Regions from separate parts of the Homo sapiens genome. Here region 1 is linked to region 2. Evidence: chromatin contacts called from ENCODE Hi-C or POLR2A ChIA-PET data. All regions are on one chromosome and are shown on one strand. The core of a region is the stretch at or near the end of the contact, and the rest is flanking DNA. Distances in the headings are between cores, read along the strand shown.

Region 1 (6,120 bases), core at 3,410-5,909, 42 kb after region 2:
AGCTAAAAATTGGCATTGTGTGAGTAATGAATAAGAGAAGAATGGAGTAGTCTGTTCTACTAAGTCAAAGGTTGTGTGCAGTATCAACAGATAGTGATAAACAGTCCTTCAAAAACTTTGCACCCACTTTAACACTTTCACCAACCAATCCAAATTTTTTTTTCCCAAATCTTAATTAAAAACAAAATGTCCTCTACTGCTGTATTTGAATTGTGTTGTCTTTTTGAAGCATGAGTATAACTTCTAATAGAACTTAATTTTCTATTCAGATTTTAAACTTCTAAATGCTTCTGAAGTTTAAGGCAGATAACCTAGTTTATTTAAGTTTGATAGTTTATTCCTGTGACTTCGATTGCTAAAGGTAGGTTTTCTTGGAGATGGGAAACCTGGGAAAAGAGAATGTGTACTTCTTTAGTGCTGGAAGAATGTCTGCTTCTTTCCTCCTGCATTTTATTGCAGATGCTAACCTTACTCAGCATGGTTTAGTTCAGAAGAGAAAATAAAGGGAGAATTCATTTATGCTTTCGAGAAAATGTGTTGAGTCTTCCACATGCCAGGCATCTCCAACATAAAAGAAAGAGATGTATCTCTTTTGCTATCTAACTCTTCCCACTTTCCTTCTTATGATCTGATGTGACTTCTCCATATCTTATGTACCTTCCCCCCAATAACAATTGTAATAATCATCACTAAGCGTAGTACTGCACAAAAGAGAGCTATCAGGTAAAAGGACAGAAAAACCACGGGAGTTTTAAAATGTCCAAGTAGTATTTAAATTTTAAACCTTACTTTTTTCTGTTTTTAAACCTCATATATGAATTTAGACAGACAAACTAAAACCTGTTTACTATAGTAAGAATACCTCACTGTAGCTTAAATTGGTGTTTTTAAAATGATGGCTTTGGCCAAATTCTTTGGCAGCTACCCTAGACTGGAAGCATTAAAAATTGATTACTTGCAAGTTGTTGCTAATAGTTCCTTATTTCTGCAGGCCTTGCCACTCAGCCCAAACTGGGGTCCCTGCATAATGTTTATTGTAGCTGGAGTGCTGTGCTGGTGTCCTGCTGCCTAAGTGGAGTGAGTTGACCCTAATTTACTCCTGGATGCCTGCATTCTTTTCCATGCATGTCCACAAATAGCATCACAGCAAATTAACAGAATTTTCTGATTGATGTAGGGAGAAACCAAAGAAGGCCTGTGTTTGGTGGCCAAAACACCACACAGTATGAGCAGAGTGGAACTACTGGCCCATTTTATAGCATTCTAATTGATAATTATCAAAGAGCACATTATTTGACCATGTGGCAACAATCCAGTATCATTTCAGAGGTACTAGACATGTAGATGTCCGTGAACACCATAGTGAATATACCCCCTCCTTTTGCCAAAATTGAAATAGGTTATCCAAGAGGAAAGGGGAGGGAAAAGAAAATACCAATTTCCTCTTTACAAAACTGTGGCAAATGAGATGTCATAAAATTCTGTATTTCATGATAAAGCCTCCTGGCTCATCATTAATAAGCTAGAAAATTAACTCTTTTTTTGGAAACTTGGAGAGAGTCTATAAATGTCATCGTATGTGTTTGCTGTTGGTTCACAGGCAATGCCTAGTCCATTTTCCTTCACAGAGATCTAAAGCTACTAAATACTGTCAGAAGAAAGAAGAAAATTTATGTGGGAGAGCTAAGTGGAAAGAGGAGGGAATCCTAGGTGTCTACATTCACGACACTTTACAACAGCAAAGTCACTGTGGCGAGGGGAGAGACCTGGAAGCACCTCTGCCAAGGTAAAATTGAGGGCAGTCCATAGACAAGTCGAAGAACTGAGGAGAAATGTTTCCTGGCCCAGGACTCCATAATGGAATCTGTCTGGACCCTGCAGAAACTCAGTACTGTTAGGACTGCCTTGAGATGAGGCAGCCCAGTTGTCAGGGAGATGGGAGTAGGAATGGACATAAGGTGTCTGTTCTTGTATTGGTGGAAGAGGAAGGTAAAAAGAAATAAACCTAAACCTGCTGCTCACTTAGCTCTATTTCCCACAAGCAAACCGCAACATTGAGTAACAGCTGAAAAAGATGGTGACTAATGTAGATGAAACACTGAAAATGACTCTCTGGGGGTCTTCTCACCCCTGCTCCCTTTGATTAATGGTTTATTGTCGTAAAGCCTTAAGGGTCGTTGGCAGAGCCAGGTCAGAGCATTCAGAGTGCTGGAGCCATGTATGTCTGCCTCTCTTGCTTTTTGTTTCTCATCCTATTATCTTGTATTCCTTCTTATTTTACATAGGAGAAGAGAAGAAAGATGGCTAGAGATGATCATTGCCCAATTTTATCTTTCATGGTTAAGGAAATAATCAGTTCACAAGCTAAAGCAGTGGACTGTCAAGAATGGCAAAGTGGCCAGGCACAGTGGCTCACACCTGTAATCCCAGCACTTTGGAAGGCTGAGGTAGGAGGTTCGCTTGAGGCCTGGAGTTTGAGACCAGCCTGGAAAACATAGTGAGACCCCATCTCTACAAAAAAAAATAAAAAATTAGTGAAGTGTAGGGGCGCACACCTGTGTTTCCAGCTTCTCAGGAAGCTGAGGTAGGAGGATCACTTGAGCCCAGGAGCTCAAGGCTGCAGTGAACTGTGGTTATACCACTGCACTCCAGTGCGTTCCAGCCTGGGTAACAGAGTGGGAACCTATCTCTTAAAAAAAAAAAAAAAAAAAAAAAAAGGACTACAAGTGTCTCAGATTTGCCCCTACCAGACGCCAAACTCTTGGGTCAGAGGCAAAGGGATCTGTTATTCTCTCATGGCACAGCAGCCAGCATGAGCAGTAGTCTATTTTGCATTGGTTCTTCCTTGCCCCCGAATCCCACAGGGGTGACATAGATAGGCCCAGGTTGATGGCTGCACATGTAGTGGGTTGTGCAGGAACCTTGAGCTTAGGGATCTTAAATCATTTGTAATAGGCAGTAAGTATGTCTGCCCTTTGCTCTGGAGGGAGACACTATGACTACCTTTCAAGGCTGCTCACTGTGCAGATGAAAGATAGTCCTACCTTGAAAGATAGTCTAGAACAAAGACCCGTCAGTACTTTGCTTGACAAAGCAAAGACATTCAGTAACACAAGAAACCCCTGGCAAATTGTTCTCCAAATGGAGATTTGTTAATCTTATAAGTAGCTGATATCCCTAGTTCACCACCACCCTCAGCTTTTTTTTTTTTTTTTTTTTTTTTTTGAGATGGGGGTCTCACTGTGTTGCCCAAGCTGGAATGCAGTGACATGATCTTGGCTCATGGCAACCTCCACTTCCCAGGCTCAAGCCGTTTGTCTGCCTCTGCCTCCTAAAGTGCTGGGATTACAGGTGTGAGCCCTGTGCCTGGCCCCTACTTCCCTTTCTATCCACAAATTAATATCAGGACTCAGCTGTCTTTCTTCAGAAAACTCCTTAGTTTATAGCTGTTTGAAAGGATCTGATGAGCTTGTGTCTAGAGAAACAGCTAACATTCCACATAATGCCTCAGAGAGTTGTGTGTTACTTGACGTTTGTTGTGTGTTACTTTGAACCTGAAAATGGCTCAGAAACATCTGTTTCTTCATATTTGTCCTCCCTTGTCTTGATGTGAAGGGATTACTCTCAATGGCCCCCATATATTTAATGATTTGTTAATCCTTAGGGAAAGACCTAGTACCTGATCGTATTATGAGCCCACACATCGTTCCCATTAGCAAATGAAAAACCTGACTAAAGGGAAAGGGCTGGAAATTTCAGGAGGACCAAGTTAAAGAGTTCCAGAAAGTTTGGGGAGATAATCCAAGGGCTGACCCTGCCAACTCAGACTTAACCAAGGAGGTAGTTATAAGGTCAGGGGTCCTGCATCCTCAGGAATGCCCTTAGAGTCACTGACTGCTAATATGGTGGGACCAGTGAGCCCTGGAGCACAGGGACACGTGCTGGTTGAGGAGTGGGCTCACCCTCCAACTCTCCACCGTATTCTGACCCCTCCCTCTTAGACTCTTCTGTCTCCTCCAGCCACAAGCAGGGTCTAAAAGAACTGTTTCCTACGTTCTTTTAGCCCCTGAGGCACCCAGTTATAGGAATTTTCTATTTCTACTGTGTGTTCAGCTTTTATAGTCTCTTGCATGACTGTCCTTGCCAGTTAATACTATTTCTCCTGCCCTTTGGGTGATAGATATTACACTACTGATGCTTGTATTTCCAGTTTCTTAAGTGCTTTCAAGTTTACCTAGCATGTACATGAAGTAGATTAGAGCCTGCTACAATAAAATACTGCATTTCTGTTATGGCCTTTAGAAAAACTATGATTTTATCTCATGTGCATTCAGTCTGCTTCATTCATCATAGTTTAGGGGTAGTGCTAATAATTAACTTACACATTTGGGAACACCCTAGATTTTAAGTTAGAATACAGGGGTATCTGAGTGGCTCAGTGAATGTTTTTTCAGAAAAATGCAATCAGTGCCTAGTTCTTTAGTTACTGGAAATGTCCTTTCTTTATTTGATCTTTTTTTGTGAACTTTTGAGCTTTCTGATGCTCATCTGTGTGTGTAATTAGCACCCAGGAGTGTCGTGGAATAAATAGTTGACTTGGTCAGCATTTCATAATACCATTATATTGGTCATCAGCCGCTTTTGCATCCTGTGGTTTTGAACAAGAAAAAAAAATCTTGCAAAACCACTATGGTGAAATACTGAATATGCAGATGAGGTATAGGTTAAAGAAGGCAGTCCCTCGGGAGGCTCCTCATTAGAGCTGAATTTCAGTGAGGTGTGGAGGGGACAGAAGATACTATTAGCCCAAGTCATTTTACAGAATTGACTGCATCGTACTCTTTATTTCCGTACAGAAAATATACATCAATTGTTTTGTTTGCAGTAGCCAACATGGGGTATTCTGGTGTGTAGCATTTACTTTCTCTGCTTCTTTCACTGGTAACACCTTGATTTACAGTGACTATTAGGATAATTAACATTGACACTTGGAAGATAGCCTGCTTCCAAATGCATGCACACTTGTCTGTTTTATAAATGCTAACCCAAACTTTTTCCTTTCCTAGCTGAAAAATGTGTCTCCACTCCTTCCAATCTTTCCAGGGTGTGGGCCTGTGCGTAGCTGTGTGACTGTGCCCACACACTGGCATATATTTCAGAGCTACCAAAAAGAAATCAGTTGCTCTTGAAATAACAAGACAAAAAGGAACGGTTTTTCTGAGCCATAACATCTGAAGAGCTAGAAGCAGTTGTGTTTGTATGTGTGACGCTAAAGCCAGTAAATTTCATGTGAAGGAAGGGATTGTAAACTAAGAACAGAAAAGCAGTTTTCCTGGATTTCAGATGTCAAACTCTCAAGCTGTTTAACTCACCCACTCAGCACCTCCACATCCATCCCTGTAATGTGCTTGCATTGTCAGTGATTTGTTTCTGCAGGTTTTGATGCCAGAAGACAAATAATAAAATAGTAGGCATATGTAACCTTAAAGCAGTTTTCTACCAGAGTTTTTGATTGAGGTTAAACAGAAGTATCCTGATCACGTCGTCAGTTGGCAGGCAAAAGGCATCATATTTTAAGATTCACATAGTTTTAGAGCAAGCTCATCTTTTCTGGCTCAATAATAAACTAATTACATGTTTTAAATAGTATAGAGCTGAGTCCCTGTTTCAGATTAAGCCTCATAATAGCAAGGGCCAGGCACTAGCAGACATTTGCTTGATGTTTCTGGCTTGAGGATCCGTAACGTGGTGCCAGCTGTTTTAGGGCCTGAATAGGCCTGCCAGGGACAGCCAGGTGATATTGGCTTGACGTAGTCACAGGCTAATTCTCCCAGAACACAGAAGCCTCCAGACGTGCCACCAAGGAAAGCCTGGATATGTAGAAGTTCAGTTTATGGCTATAGTAATATTTGGGCATTCCCCAAAATAGTGATCCCAGTTCAGGTTAGGACATGATAGTAGTGTCCCTTTGAGGTCTGTCTGAGAAAAGGTGTCATTTCTAAAAAATTAGTGTTAGCAGATGGGCAGATGTGGCTCCAACAAGGCTTGCTTCATGGCTTATCATTTTTCCACATTTTCCATCCCTTTCATAAGCCTAGGGACCACATGCTGAACATTTAA
Region 2 (5,435 bases), core at 2,156-4,655:
TGAGCATGTGATCCTGGATAGTTAATTGCTTTGCAAATTGTCATTGGTAAAATGCTTTGGAGGTTTTTATGTAAGAGTTACAAGTAAATTAAAATAGTTTGTGCCACAAAGAAACTTTGGTGCGAAACAGAACAATTATAATTTAAAAGAGGTGGGGCAGTATGAGAAAGCAACTAATTTGGTATTAAAGGTTTGAAGACTGGAATTCTGTACAGTATGCTGGGAGACTCATCAGAACCTCTTCCCTGTTGTAAATAATGTTCTTGTCAGTTAATGCCTAATTGCTGCTCTTGCCTAGAAATCCAGAAGCTTTGGAGATAAGGAGGTCTCTCTGAATCCAGTTCCACAGTATATCAGCCCCTTTGTTCACCCCATAGACTGTACCCTTCCCAAGGGCGGTTTGTTGGCAAGTCTGTCTGGTAGGGCGGTGTTTTCTGCATAGTAATCAGGCCTCTGCAATTGTGATATTCCTCCCCTTCCCCCTAAACTCTTTGGGTTCTTGACACACATGGCAATGCCACTGGTATAACAGAAAGTCAGAAGGAGAAAAAGAGAAAATGTCTTCTCGAGTTCCAAGTGTCTGCACAGCCTTGCCAGACTATGATTAAGGCTTATCTACAGGAGACTGCATGAAAAACTTTCTTCTTCTCTTCCCAGGAAGCAAGCAGCCTTGTGAACAAGCAGGTTCAGAAAGCCAGGAACTGACAAACTTTTCTAGTCCTTTTGCCAGCCTGTTCTGCTTTTACCAAGAGTTTAGTGACAGGACTACCTGTTTTCAATAGTTAAAATGTATATTTTGATCACCTTTAGCACATGCTACCTTGCACAGCTCTTTTTAAAGCCTTATGTATTCTAGCTATTTGACCACTGTTGTGTGTGATTTTCATTTTTGATGCCTGATGTGACAGGAGGGGGTGAGGATGGGGGTCCCATAAAGATGCAGAGTAAGTTGAAGAAGACAATGCTTGTCCTGCCACCAGATGTCTCTTGTTTTTATTTTTGTTTTTGTTTTGTTATGTGTAAAAACAAATGAACCCTTGGGATATTAGGATATTTCGGAGCAAGGTGTTGTCACTGTTTCTCAGACTTGGGGAATTTAGAACTCATAGACTTTTTAATTATTAACTTGTATGTTTTGTCTTTCATACCTGAAAGGTCGTACTTAGGAGATGAAAGAATTTTTATCCCAAATTGAAATGTCTTAGAAGAATAATATTTCAGCTGGGCGCAGTGGCTCAAGCCTGTAATCCCAGCACTTTGGAAGGCCAAGGAGGGCAGATCACTTGAGCTCAGGAGTTCAAGACCAGCCTGGGCAACATGGCAAAGCCCCATCTCTACTAAAACAAAAATTAGCTGGGTGTGGTGGCGTGCACCTTTGGATCGCAGCTACTTGGGAGGCTGAGGCAGGAGAATTGCTTGAACCTGGGAGGCGGAGGTTGCAGTGAGCTGAGATCCTGCCACTGCACTCCAGCCTGGGTGACAGAGCGAGACTATCTCAAAAAAAAAAAAAAAAAAGAAGAAGGAGTTTCTGTACTCCCTTCAGAAACTTGCTTCACTGATATTTTCTTTTCTGATCCTGGAAAGGTTACATGTTTTGAAAATGGAATTGTAAAATGTGCTTGTTTCTAACCCTGTTTTTCTTGCTCTGTTTAGATGTCTAGATGATTATGGATACATTCTTTTCAGTCTCTAAAGTCTGAGGGAGTCCCTGTATCCTAATTTTTCTGCCAGCTGACATGTAGTAGAATATAAGCATCCTTCTGCCTTTAGGGACTTGCAGATTATATTCTTTGGATGGCTTACTTCAGATGCTAAGGACAAAATTTATTCATTCACTCAATAAATATTTATTGATGCTTACTGTGTGCCAGCTCCTGTTAGAGGGTTGGGGAATAAATACATCAGTGAACAAAAGATAAAATCCCCCTGCCTAAAGGAGATCCCATCCTAATAGAAATGTATGTTCTTTAACAGTAGATTATTATCCTGGAAGAACTAATCTTTATAATTACCAGATTCTTACTTCAGAGCAGTGGCATTTGGGGAGTTGGTGGCAGGTCTAACCTTCAGTCCTGCCCTATTTACTGCCATTTCCAAGGACCTTGGGATCATATAATGGTAGAGTTGAAAGACAGGTGGAAATTCTAGTCCAGTTCCCTCATTTTATTCATCAGAAGTAATGTGCAAATTCATATGCATACTCCCAGTGGGCCTTAAGATCACCTCAAGTTTCTCTCTGTTTCAAACTGAAGTGTCTGTTCTATACTCAGAATCATCTTTAGAACACTTGAGTGAGATCTCTAGTTCAGCCCTTTGAAAAACTGATGCTTGGATAAATTAAGTGACGCTCTCACTTTATTTAAAGATGATTGAGAATTGGCTATCACTGGCCTATTTTCTGGTCTTACAAGTAGTTCTGCCAAAGAGGCTAATTTCTAACTGGGAATTGTCTTTTGTCCCCAGAGGGAAATGGAACATGAACTGGATTGGAGGCACAGTCCTAAAGAGAGGGATACTCAGAGAACTTTGCAGAACTTTTTGGGTTAAAAAAAACAACTACTCTTTTCTGGTGCTACTGCAGTTTTTCTATCAAAAACAAAATCCAGGAACAAAAATACTCTGGCAGAAACCAGGAAACCAAATATCAGAAACCAAAGAGCCAACTCTATGGTTTCTGAACAGAGTGTACCATTTAGGATCCTGTTTAGCTACCTTTGGGTTTATTGGAAAACTACTCCATTGTGGTTACAAGTGGAAAACAATTTAAAGGCTCTTCTTTGGCTTTGGTACTTTTACAGGGTTTCACATTTCTAATAGTAAACGCTTCAGAAAGTTTGAAGAAATATCCTATTCTCAGAGAGAGGGTAGGGGAAAGCTTAACTTTATTTTTCTCTATCCCTCCCCTCCCAGAGTCCAGAAAACGGGCCCTAAATTCCCAGGACAGATTTGTTTCAACCTCAGGACAGTTGCTTAAGCAGTTAATGCTCAGCAGTATAGAACTTGTTTCCTTTTGTTAACGCTGAGGTTGCTACGGTACTTGGCCAGCTGTGGAGGTTTGTGAGCTGGACCTCAAGCTATTAAGAATAGCTTTGGTTGGTTTCGCCTTAATCCAAATGAACAGTTACCAGAGGACATGATGTAGAAGAGGTTATCGGAGGTTAGTTCTTAAAGGTCTTTAAGATCAGCCTGTTGTAATTCACATTCAGTAAAGCTATGGTTTATAACTGGTAAGCTGAGTAAATGGATTATCTCTAAGCCTTACTATTTTTAACCTTACTCCCCAAATAAATGGTGAATTGTCACGTCACTTCCAAAAGGTTTTATTTCAGTGAGTGTTTAGAGACTAGACAGATTTCACTTTGTTCCTGGAGAAGTCATGGTTGTGGTGACTGAGGGCATTGTCTGCTATTGTGGGAGAGGCACCAAGATGTTACACACTTGGTTGCTGATGGGCCTGGGTTCTAGGCCAGGTTTAGATGTTTAGTATCTGAGTCACCTAGAGCAAAGTTGTAAAGCTGTGCTCTTGATCTCTTTAGCTTTAAAATCAGCCAAAATACGATTTGGCCTATTAGCTTTCCAGGTGGTGATGAAAAGACACTATTGAGGTTGCAGGTGGTATTGTTAAGAAGGGAAGCAGGAAGACTGAGCATCAGATAGGCCTGTGAGTTTGTTTCTCGCTGCATCTCTCTTTGTATATAACGCTGTGGATCGCTTTTAAGGCTAAGGTATTTGTGTTTCTGGGTTAGCCACTTGTGCCAACAAAGCGACCTCTCTTTAACTGGAAAGCAGTTTGGTGTTCTCACTCATTTCTTCAGGACATATCATTACAGGTCTTTGAGTTGTAGTTAGGACTTTACACGTATGAATATGCTGCTAACACGCCTGGAGGACTTAACTGTTGACAACAGGGCTCCTTTTGCCTAGACTAGAGTTTTTTCATTAAATTCAGGAGATGTGCCTGTTGAATTTTTTTTAAATGTACACATACATGCACACATATGTACATTTTTGAAAAGAAAACAGTTGGGGGAAACCTGTCACCACTCCTCTTATCTGAGTTCCTTGCAGATTTGGCCATATATGCATGCATTGTTTGCTTGGCTGCAGTAAGAGATTTTTTTTGCACTTTGCTTTGTTTCCCCTTCCCCTCCCCATATACAGGCTTTACAATGGCTATTTAAAATCGTTGCTTTAATAGGACAAGGGTTGAATGGATTTATAATTTATTTAATTATTTCCTCACTGGAGAGCCCTTGATTTTTTTCCTCTTTATTTTAATATTCTTCAATATTATAGGTATTGTTTTTGTAATTTTAAAATAAAAGGACTGAGTCTAAGAGTCCTGTAAATTGCTTAGATTCTGTTAATAACTGGACTCCTTATCAGGAACTCAGAGTAAACTGGCCACAGGAAAATTTGCCTCACAAGAAACTCAATAGAATTAAAAGGAGAGGATTCAGTGTTCTTAAGTACAAGTGAAAGTCATGGGACTGGACCGCTTAGCTTCATGGGCTGAGCCTCTTCACCTTTGTGCTCTAAGAGGAAAAAACAGTGGAGCTTTCTGAGTTTTGTGTGTGCCCCTGTGTTTTGGTTTTTAAGAGAGAGAACGCATTCATACTCTGTTGTCTTTGCAAGTAGATAGAAGTGATAGGACAGGGACTGGGTGAAGTCTGAGGCATTTAAATACAGTGTAAAACAGTGCAGAGAGCAGCCCTCCCCATTTTCCTATCGCCCACACCTTTTGTTCCTTTTCCTCCCTCCACATCTTGTAACCCAGAAAGGATAAAAACTCTTTTCCTATAATCCTGCTGTTTTTGTGGCATTTGGATAATTTTACAGTGACATAAAATTGCCTCCCTGTTTTGAAACTGGTGATTTATTTTGAAAATTACCTGTGGAAAACAATCGTAGTTATTGAGTTGTAATTTGAAAACACTGAAATTTACCAATTTAAGTATAAAATTTGAGTTTTAGTGAATGTGTACAGTTGTATAACACCACAATTACGATAAAACATTTCAAACATTTCATCGCCACAAAAAATTCCCTCATGGCTTATTTTCATCAGTCCCTCTCCCTCCCCCTACCCACCCACAACTGCTGAGCTACTTTTTGCCTTTTCTAGAATTTCGTATAAATGTAGAGTCATTACTGTATGTAGCCCTTTGTGTTAGCATCTTTCACTTAGTAGAGTGCATTTGAGATTCATCCATGCCTTTTGTCAGTGGCTCATTCTTTTAATTGCTGAGAAGTATGCCATTGTTGTATGGATATTCTGTTATAGAAATATACCGGAATATTTTATCCATTCACCAGGGGATAGACATTTGGGTTGTTTCCAGTTTTTTACAGTTATGAATAAAACTGCTATTAATATCTATGTTCAGGACTTTTGGGGATGTATTTATTCATGTATTTGTGATAAATGCCTAGGA

Evidence for each region. Hi-C counts contacts between places; a loop is a spot of excess contacts on that map. ChIA-PET counts read pairs that join two places held with the same protein, here RNA polymerase II (POLR2A). Pooled maps may share reads with other maps.
Region 1: a map of upper lobe of right lung shows a loop between it and region 2 (2.4-fold over the local background). The contact joins two enhancer-like sites. A Hi-C loop is called at or near these places in 7 of 168 maps with a recorded cell type or tissue (CD14-positive monocyte, ascending aorta, gastrocnemius medialis and 4 more) and 5 of 50 pooled maps. POLR2A ChIA-PET finds 5 or more read pairs at or near these places in 8 of 52 experiments (AG04450, K562, MCF 10A and 5 more).

Annotation. Positions count from the first base shown.
Region 1 is chr6:108,646,317-108,652,436 of GRCh38, forward strand. All of the region lies in intron 1 of FOXO3 (forkhead box O3), which reads left to right. Among named protein-coding and RNA genes, the nearest start is that of FOXO3, 88 kb to the left of the region's middle. RefSeq lists a silencer at 1-204. Within about 2 kb of position 4,660, at least 5 of the 41 ENCODE cell types and tissues checked have a DNase peak (open chromatin) inside an H3K27ac peak, as active enhancers do.
Region 2 is chr6:108,605,951-108,611,385 of GRCh38, forward strand. The region is part of intron 1 of FOXO3 (forkhead box O3); the gene reads left to right. Among named protein-coding and RNA genes, the nearest start is that of FOXO3, 48 kb to the left of the region's middle. Within about 2 kb of position 3,406, at least 7 of the 41 ENCODE cell types and tissues checked have a DNase peak (open chromatin) inside an H3K27ac peak, as active enhancers do.